2 separate regions of the Homo sapiens genome follow, and region 2 is linked to region 1. The links are chromatin contacts, found by Hi-C or POLR2A ChIA-PET in ENCODE. All regions are on one chromosome and are shown on one strand. Each heading gives the region's core, a stretch centred on a gene start or an enhancer-like site at or near the end of the contact. The rest is flanking DNA. Distances are from core to core; before and after follow the strand shown.

What was found. Hi-C counts contacts between places; a loop is a spot of excess contacts on that map. ChIA-PET counts read pairs that join two places held with the same protein, here RNA polymerase II (POLR2A). Pooled maps may share reads with other maps.
Region 2: a pooled map shows a loop between it and region 1 (4-fold over the local background). The contact joins two enhancer-like sites. A Hi-C loop is called at or near these places in 4 of 168 maps with a recorded cell type or tissue (B cell, GM12878, astrocyte of the cerebellum and 1 more), 32 of 37 single-sample maps with no recorded cell type and 8 of 50 pooled maps. POLR2A ChIA-PET finds 5 or more read pairs at or near these places in 7 of 52 experiments (A673, B cell, BJ and 4 more).

What each region holds. Positions count from the first base shown.
Region 1 is chr17:9,999,036-10,003,971 of GRCh38, reverse strand. The region is part of intron 2 of GAS7 (growth arrest specific 7); the gene reads left to right. Among named protein-coding and RNA genes, the nearest start is that of RCVRN, 96 kb to the right of the region's middle. Within about 2 kb of position 2,496, at least 3 of the 41 ENCODE cell types and tissues checked have a DNase peak (open chromatin) inside an H3K27ac peak, as active enhancers do.
Region 2 is chr17:10,044,612-10,049,547 of GRCh38, reverse strand. The region is part of intron 1 of GAS7 (growth arrest specific 7); the gene reads left to right. Among named protein-coding and RNA genes, the nearest start is that of RCVRN, 140 kb to the right of the region's middle. RefSeq lists enhancers at 1,572-1,741, 2,240-2,419. Within about 2 kb of position 2,192, at least 3 of the 41 ENCODE cell types and tissues checked have a DNase peak (open chromatin) inside an H3K27ac peak, as active enhancers do.

The DNA of each region.
Region 1 (4,936 bases), core at 1,247-3,746:
ATGAGATTGTTATTGTTGGAGGAAGACCTTGGAGTGGGGTAATAGCTTTTTTGTTACTTCATTCTGAGTTGGATTCCAAAGTAGGTAGCACTCATCCAAGAGGTGTAGGAGGAGGAAAATGGGGTGAGAAGTTAGTCATGCAGGATGCTGTTGTTTACTACCTGCCCACTCCCTGTGAGCACTGTGCCCAGTGGCGCAGAAGGGGAGCAGAAGGGGCACTGAGATGGCATGAGGGTCTTGTCATCCTTGGACAGATGATGCGCCGTGCTGTGCAGGTAGCAGGCACCCTGGATATTTCTGTGGCATGAAGCTTCTGCCCTCTTGCCAGCTGTGGTTAATGCCTATCTGCGTGCCCAAAGATACCCTCAGCCCCAAAAGAGTCGCTTCTGTGAGGTCAGTCGAAAGCCAAGCCATTTATTGAGTGGTCTGCCAGAGGGATGAACTATTGGAGTAATATGTTGGGATAGGGTCCTGCTCCCACTCTGAAAGCTTGGCCAGATTGTGGGGACCCCATGGGGGGCCTTGGTGGCTGGTGACATATGGAGTGGGAAGGTCGGAGCAAAAGCAGTTTTCCAACTGGTACAGACAATGTCACTGTTTTCATAATCAATATTACTGTACTCATGGGCTTTGGGTGAACACCTGCATGGACTTGTGCTGTGGTTGGAGTATGGCTATCCTGTGCTTTCTTTACTGCCCCTCTGGGCCATGCCAGACACCTGCGGTCTCTGCTGCGGAACCCCCAGGCTCCTCTGTTTCTCATTTGTCCAGACTTTCTCATCCCCAGATCAACTTCCAGGTGTTAGGTGGACCTCTATCCAAGCCTCCTATCACCCCCAGCCAGCCCCAGCCTTCTGCTTCATGTTACGGGTTGAGTTGTGTCCCACAAAAGATGTCCAAGTTCTAATTCGCCAGTGCCTGGGAATGTGATCTTATTTGGAAATAAGATCTTTGCAAATGATCAAGTTAAGATGTGGTCTTCCAGTGTGGCAATTCCTCAAGGATCTAGAACTAGAAATACCATTTGACCCAGCCATCCTATTGCTGGGTATATACCCAAAGAATTATGAATCATGCTGCTATAAAGACACATGCACACGTATGTTTATTGTGGCGCTATTCACAATAGCAAAGACTTGGAACCAAGCCAAATGTCTAACAATGATAGACTGGATTAAGAAAATGTGGCACATATACACCATGGAATACTATGCAGCCATAAAAAAGGATGAGGTCATGTCCTTTGTAGGGACATGGATGAAGCTGGAAACCATCATTCTCAGCAAACTATCGCAAGGACAGAAAACCAAACACTGCATGTTCTCACTCATAGGTGGGAATTGAACAATGAGAACACTTGGACACAGGGAGGGGAACATCACACACCCGGGCCTGTTGTGGGATGGGGGGACGGGGGAGGGATAGCATTAGGAGATATACCTAATGTAAACGATGAGTTAATGGGTGCAGCACACCAACATGGCACATGTATACATATGTAACAAACCTGCATGTTGTGCACATGTACCCTAGAACTTAAAGTATAATTAAAAAAATAAAAAGATGTGGTCTTCCTGGAGTATAGTGGACCTATATCCAATATGTTGGGGTCCTCATCACAAGGAGGAAATGTGGACTCAGAGACAGACACTCATGGAGGGAAGACGCTGCGAAGGCACAGGGAGAAAGCCATCTACGAGCCAAGGAATGCCCAAGGCCACCACAAGCTAGGAGAGAGGCCTGGGACAGATTCTTGGAAGGAGCCAACCCTGCCAGTATCTTGATTTCAGATTTCTGGCTTCCAGAACTGTAACAATACGTTTCTGTTCTTTAAGCCACCCAGTAATGTGGCATTTTGTTATAGCAGCCCCCTGGAAACTGACACACTTCCCCCGCCCCACACTAGTGGTTATCTTTGAGCACTGATAGCTAAGCAGTGGTATCGTGTCCGCTAGGATGCTGTAAACAGGTTGCAATCTGTCCCCTACATTTCAATACCCGGCATGAGGTTCAGGTGGCATGAGCAGCAGGAAGGGTGGCTTGTTTTCCCATTGCCTTGCCAGGCCATCGGTGAATGTGGGGTGCAGGCTCTTGCTTAGAAGAGCTGTCTTGGTGGCAGTTCCAAGAGAGATGGATTTTTTTAAAATTATGTGTTTTTGTTTTTTGGTACAAGCTGCAGAAAAGAGGGACTTAAAAAACAATTAATTTCCAAATACTTTTGATCCTTCTCTTGGCTGCTCTGAACCATACCAGAGAGGACTTGGCTGAAGGTCTTGCCTGCAGCTGTGCTGTTTCCTGGTTATGTTAAGCTCTTCCTTGCATTTCCAGAATCCTGAAATTGCAATTCCCCCATCTCTAAAAGAGAGAGTTGGGCTAGTTTTTAAAACCTTTCAGGCTCTGTATTTCCCCTGAGAGACAACCCTGATGGCCGCTGCAGGGGAGCGCTCAGCTCCTGCCTCCACTTCCCTTTTTTCCCCGATTCCTGCTGGCTGGGTGTCTCCCGGCAGTGAGACGACACCTCATCAAGTTGGGGAGAAGGTGCTTGTTCACAGTGCTTCTTTCCAAGGCATGGGATTAGGGAGGGTTTTATTTCCTCTTTTTACTTTTCTGTTTTCCAGTGTTTCTTCCCTGGACCTGTATTACGTTTATAAGTAGGATAAAAATAATTTCTCTGAAATAGAGGAGAGGGCTGGAGCTTAGCACCAAGACTTTCTTTTGCTTCCCATTCCCTAGCATAACCCTCTTGCTCCTCTGTTTCTCTTGATCTTTCTCAGATTTCTGTTTTTATTCGTGTCCTCTTCCCTCTTTCCTGCTCGAATCTTCTAGTTGTATTTTGGGGTGTTGCTACGTTAAACAAGTGGTCTTATGTTCTGGCCATCAGGGGTTTGTTCCAGGGCCAAGCTGTGTGAACGTGAACCTGAGCCTGAAAAGGCCCAGGGCTTTGTTTGTTTGTTTGTTTTTATATGATACAAGGAGCATCCAACAATGCCCAGCCCGTGTGCTCTCTGCCACTGGAGAAGGAGTGTGCCAGGCTGGAAGGCAAGGAGATGATGACTCCTTGTCTCAGACCAAGACTTCGCTTGCTTTCTGCTCCTGGTATATACAAATGGTATGTGCTGATTGGGTAGATGGGTGCCACTGCAGAAAGGTACGGAGAAGACAGAGCAGACGCAAAGCCTTGGGAAGCGGAAGAACAGAAAGGGCCAGGGGCACATGGTGATTTTTGAATGCTGCGATCCCACCTAGCTGGCTCCACTCTTTCGTATGAAGAGTAGATTCTTATAACAAGGTGTGCAAACGCAGAACTTTCTTCACTAGCAGAATTTAGAGACAGAGATGAAAATCTCAAGGAACTTTCATGACGACCTGAGTATCTGGGAACCTGGCTGATTTCATGACTCTCAGTGAATCTGCCCTGTTGCGTTCACTCTTCTTTTCCTAGATCTCTCTGACCAACCTGATGTCATTTCTGTAGTTTTCATCATTACCACCCGTTTGGAGGAAATGGTGCAGGCAGAGGGTGCTTTCAAGTCAAGAGTAATTGGTGGGTTGTTTTGATTCTTATGCCTTTCTTTTAAAGGGTCCTACCTCCAACACCTGGATAAAGGTAGCACCTGGTGCAGAGAAAACCCTGCCCTTTGTTGCCTTCTAGACCAGTGTTTCTCGAAGTGTGGTCCCCAGACCAGCAGCATCAGCGTTACCTGGGAACTTGTTAGATGTGCAATTTCTCAGGCCCTACCCCAGACCTACTAAATCAGAAACTCTAGGGGTGAGACCCAGAAATTTGCATTTTAATGCTGCCTCCAGAGGACTGTGATGCTTATATCACACAGCATCATAGGACTGGCTTGAAACTGACCATCTCAGTATGAAACAGACCAAGTCTATGAAACAGACCAAGTCTTAGTCAGTGCCTAACAGCTGCAATCTGTTTTAACCAGTCCTTCAAGTGATTCTGATGCGCTCTGACGTTTGAGAAGCGCTCCTTTAAGGCTGCCCCTGTTCCTAGCATCTTACCATTCCTCTGCATGGATGAAGTTTTCAGTCCTCTTTGCAGGGAGGTTTTTAAACCTCCTGCAATTTCCCAAGGAATCTTATTTCCTTATTTCCTTCAACTATAAGATGCTGCCTAGTTCTGCTTCATTTTGTGTGATCTTCTCTATCCTGAATGCCATTTTTGACGTTTGAGAATAGCTTTTTTTGCCCAGAATTTCTATACATGTTTTACAGTGCTGGTTCATGATAAGGACTTTTTCTGTGTGCCTGAAGGAGCCGTGGGGCTAAATGGCCATCCTCTTCCTTGGGAATCCAGCAAGTTTACAAGTGGCTTTGTGGCCACACCTGAGAGATTATTGCTGATTTCTATTTTCCAGAATAGCCTCACCTCTTTCTATTTCCCCCAAGTCCTGTGAAAAGCAATACTCAGTGATTTTGAGCATAATTTTTTTTTTTTTGAGGCAAAGTCTTACCCTGTCACTTAGGGTAGAGTGCAGTGGCACAATCTCGGCTCACTGCAACCTCTGCCTCCCCAGTTCAAGCAATTCTCCTGCCTCAGCCTCCCAAGTAAGTGGGATTACAGGCATGCACCACCACACCCAGCTAATTTTTGTATTTTTAGTAGAGACGGGGTTTCACCATGTTGGCCAGGCTGGTGTCGAACTCCTGACCTCAAGTGTTCCACCTGCCTCGGCCTCCCAAAGTGCTGGGATCACAAGCATGAGCCACCGTACCTGGCCTTTAGCATAATTTATACACATAAAGTCACACCTTTTACTGGAAAGTCTTCTATATACAGATTAGTTATGCGAGCAATTGAAGTTAATAAAGGCCGAGTTTCTCAGAAAACAGCAACAAAAAGTTGATGCATAAGCGGAAAAATGCCATTTATGGGAGAAGTTTCGAAGCAGTTGTGTGGTATGATTTTCCATGGAGAGAT
Region 2 (4,936 bases), core at 943-3,442, 46 kb before region 1:
TAAAATTTTAAAATTGGTGAAAGAAATAGAATTGAAACAACCGGAGAATCCCCCAATACAAAGATAAGCTTTGTTAATGTGTCTGTGTCTTTCTTTAGTACTTCATTTGGGTGAGGGAGTGCTATTTTCCATATTGAGATCATACTGCATACTTTGATTTCTAAAGCAGGGACAGCTTTTAGAGGGAGGATGATATAAAGAGGGCTTTGATGACAGAAAGCATTGCCATGGGGTGGTTTATTGGTCTTACCCAAATTAAGGAAGAAAACAAGACTTGGTCCATTCAATATGAGTTTTTAACATGCAGAAAATAAAGACTGAAGTTCCACGGCGAAGAAAATGGCCACTGTGGTGCCTTACATAGCACAGTGTTGCTTTGGTGGACACGAAAAACAAAGACTTCTTGTTTCTGGATCCTCCCAGCAGAGTGTCCCTAAAGCTTGAATAGTCCTCATTGTTGGTATGCGCCTGGACAGAAAGGGAACATCAGTTATGCGTGCTCCTCACACATGGCCCATTGCTTCATCTGCACTGGCCTTGTAGGAGAAACTCGTATCCTGGTTCTGGGATGGACAGGAGCAGAAAAGGAGGTGAATGAAATACTAAGGCACTAATCTTCCCCCCCGCAATGAGCTGGAAAATCCACCAGGCAGCACACAGTTCTCTGGATTTTTGCATTGGGAGTTTGTACTGAGCAAGAAATGACTTACATATGCATTGTATTTGTATTATTACTTCCCCATGGCTGTGTTGTCTTCCTAATTTTCTCTCTCAGTGCCTGGAGGGTAAGGAGATGGTGTCTTCACTTGCATGCCTCTAACAGAACCTTCCTATTTCTTTCACTTGAAATACTCATACAACTTGATGGATTTGTATGTCTTGAATTACAAAGTTTTGGGTAAAAATTCACATTTGCAGTTTAGCTTCAGCAAATATTTATTGAATACCCACAGCAATGGACATAACAATGACTGTACCCCGTGAAGCTTTAAACTCAGTGGGGTTTGTCTTCTAGCACTTTCCAAGGGGTGATGCCAGGCCCTGTATGCACCGTGATAGAGCAGTGAGCAAAACAAAATCCCTGCTGTATGGAGCTTTTATTCTAGTAGAAAGAGCTCTCTAGCCATTGGTAGGGAGGGTAGAGGAGAAGTCTGAGGAAAATCTGATTTCCTGGGTAACCCTTTCTCTTTTTGCCTGTTTATATGAATGATTTTTTGTTGTTGTTGTTTTGAGATGGAGTTTAGCTTTGTCGCCCAGGCGCAACTGCAATGGCGCGAGGTTGCAATGGCGCGATCACCGCTCTCTGCAACCTCCGCCTCCTTGGTTCAAGCAGTTCTCCTGCCTCAGCCTCCCAAGTAGCTGGGATTACAGGTGCGCACCACCATGCCTGGCTAATTTTTGTATTTTTAGTAGAGACAGGGTTTCACCATGTTCACCAGGCTAGCCTTGAACTCCTGACCTCAAGTGATCTGCCCGCTTCACCCTCCCAAAGTGCTGGGATTCCAGGCATGAGTCACCGCGCCTGGCCTATATGCGTAATTTTAGATTATTTTTGCAATTCATTATTAATTTTATTAATACTTGATAATTTTAATTGCAATTGGTTATTAAGTTTAACCTATTCTGGTCTTTAATAATGGAATATTTTTAAACATATATGTTACATAGACTCTTGATTTCCTTGCTTTTTGTCCTTTGCAATTTGGGGACACTTTTCCTGTTAGCCCCGCAAGTCACTGATTTAAATGTTTATATTTGCAGTTACCCACAACTACAACTAAATATGGATTTAAATGAGCAATTTTTATATAATCCTCACCTCGTCCACTATCTTCTTTGTCATCCTTTTTATTCGAACTGCTTTTTTTTTCCTGTTATGATTTGCTGTTCCTCTTTCAAAGAAATCACAGCTTCTTACATTCTGACAGTTTCCTGACAGTTTTTCTTCTGAATGATTTTCTGAGACGTGCTCTTCCTTTGTGCTTTCAGGATGGTGTTTCCTCACCCTGCTTTTGCATATTTCCCCTCTTTATGCATTCTTGACACGGCAGGATCTATGTAAACGTGGCATGTACCAACAGAAAGTATCGACTGTCACTAGCCTTGGCACACTGTCGGCTTGGGGGAAGGTTGACTTCCCCTCACAGCTACCTGCCTGTAGGGTTCGATGGTGCACCCATCTCTCAGTCCAGTTTCTGTTTTCGAATTGGCCTTTGCCTGGTGAACTGTCACGTTACTATCTGGTCCTCTGATACTCCGAATTGATGGAGAACATGAAAACTCACAGTTCCTGGGGTCTCTTCTCAATGCCCTGCAGCCAGGGCATTGGCTGGGCTTGGCCTGTAGCATCTGTACCTTTCCGAACAGTGAGCACCCCTCCCACGCCCCTTGTTCTACCCTGCACTTCCTGCTCTCTTGTTTTCTGGGACTTGCTGTACCTAAATGGATGATGGGCAGTCCTCTCAGACAGCATCTGTGCTGAGAGGAGAGGGCTGGCTGCTCAGTGTTCAGGTCAGTGCAAATCCTGCATCTCAAATTAGAGACATGGAGTGGCAGAGGCATGAAGTGCAGCTCAGATTATGGGCAGAGAGTGGTGAAGGTGTGAAGTCTTATTTCCCCTTTTACAACTCATCTTGGTTTGCAAGATTTTCTTTTCTTTTCTTTTCTTTTCCTTTTCTTTTCTTTTTTCTTTTCTTTTCTTTCCTTCCTTCCTTCCTTCCTTCCTTCCTTCCTTCCTTCCTTCCTTCCTTCCTTCCTTCCTTTCTTTCTTTCTTTCTCTTCTTTCTTTCTTTTCTTTTCTTTTTTTTTTTTTGAGACAGAGTCTTGCTCTGTCACCCAGGCTGGAGTGCAGTGGCGTGATCTCGGCTCACTGCAACCTCCGACTCCCAGGTTCAAGCAATTCTCCTGCCTCAGACTCCTGAGTAGCTGGGACTACAGGTGCCCGCCATCAAGCCTGGCTAATTTTTGTATTTTTAGTAGAGACGAGGTTTCACTATATTGGCCAGGCTGGTCTGGAACTCCTGACCTCATGATCTGCCCGCCGAGGCGGGCAGTGTGCTGGGATGACAGGTGTGAGCCACCGCGCCCAGCGGTTTGCAAGATTTTCTGCATTTCCTTCATTGGCCTCATGGTTCTCGAGTTTTTTTTTTTTTCCTCCGATTCTGTTTGTCATTTTTGGATTTTGTTTTTAAGATTGGATGAGTTATTTCCTGTTCTTTTCCTCTTATTGCTGGTTTGATAGGCAGTGTCCTGGGGCAGCTGTCAGATGCTTCTTACAGGGAAGTCCCCTGCATCTCCTTTTGCCATGCCCTTAATCTCCCAGAGATTCAGTCACACGCCGGGTACCGTGTTCCTGTCGTTGTGGGGACGTAGTCAGTAGAGAATTCAAGTTCAGTTTTCTGGATTAAAAAAAAGAATCTCCAGAACCACTTTGTGGATGCTGCATGGTGACTTGATGTGTAGCCAGAGACAGTGTTTCTCAAAGTGTGCTGAGTTTCCAACTAAGGATCCGTGAGATAATTTTAGATCATGTGGAGATGACAGTTTTAAAGTTATATTTATTTTAGTGTGTAGTAGAAAGAAACCAAATCAAATCTGTGATTTCATAGATATTATTGCTTAGGGCCAGACTACATTTCAGTGGGATATAAGTCAGTTCGAAAAAAATATTGAGTAAATAATAGTGCGGCTGGTACACAGTGATGGATGGAACAAGGTGTCACAGTGGGATATGAATGACTGCAGGAAGGGGAAACCAAGCTGTGGGATCTCTTAGAATCAGGGCTGTTTGGAGGCCTTTTCAACTGGGTGCCGTTTCTGATATGTCCACTTGATACTTGGGAATTTTTTTTGAGATAGCGTCTCACTCTGTCGCCTAGGCTGGAGTGCAATGGCGCGATCTCAGCTCACTGCAATCTCTGTCTCCTGGGTTCAAGCAATTCTCCTGTCTCAGCCTGCTGAGTAGCTGGGATTACAGGCGACCACCACCACACTCAGCTAATTTTTATATTTTTAGTAGAGACGGGGTTTCACCATGTTGGCCAGGCTGGCCTTGAACTCCTGACTTCAGGTGATCCACCTGCCTCGGCCTCCCAAAATGCTGGGATTACAGGCGTGAGCCACCACACCCGGCCAATACTAGGAATCTTTTATGGGGTGGGACACATAGAAATTTTATAAGGGTCCTAGGACTCTACCATGATATGTACAAGAAACTGGCTGCAGTCACCTCACGGGAGCCCTCTGCCCAGCACAGCCCTTGGTCTGGAGCCAGCCACAGTCTATGGCCTGTCCTCTTTCTTGTTCTCTTCTTTAATGGCATCTTATCTAAAGATCTTGCTTCCCTTTGCATCCTATGCTCATAGGTCCTTGTGTGCCTGTGATCCAAGTCTACACCCATCACTCTTCCATATTTCTCTTTCCAAGATAAATGAGACACACCCTTTCTGTATTCAGCGAGCATTTTCTTTGGCATCTCACTTGGACACTTTTTTTTTTTTTTTTTTTTGAGATGGAGTCTCGCTCTGTCGCCCGGGCTGGAGTGCAGTGGCACGATCTCTGCTCACTGCCAAGATGAAGTGATTCTCCTGCCTCAGCCTCCCTAGTAGCTGGGATTACAGGTGCCCACCACCATGCCCAGCTAATTTTTTGTATTTTCAGTAGAGATGGAGTTTCACCATGTTAGCCAGGATGGTCTCCATCTCCTGACCTCATGATCCGCCCGCCTCGGCCTCCCAAAGTGCTGGGATTACAGGCGTGAGCCACCGCGCCTGGCCGGACACTCTTAACTACAGTTGACCCTCAGACAATGGATTTGAACTGCACAGATCTACTTATATGTGGATTCTTTTCAATTAATATATTGGAAAATATTTTTGGAGATTTGTGATAATTTGAAAAAAATTGAAGACAGACTACCTAGTCTAGAAATACCAAA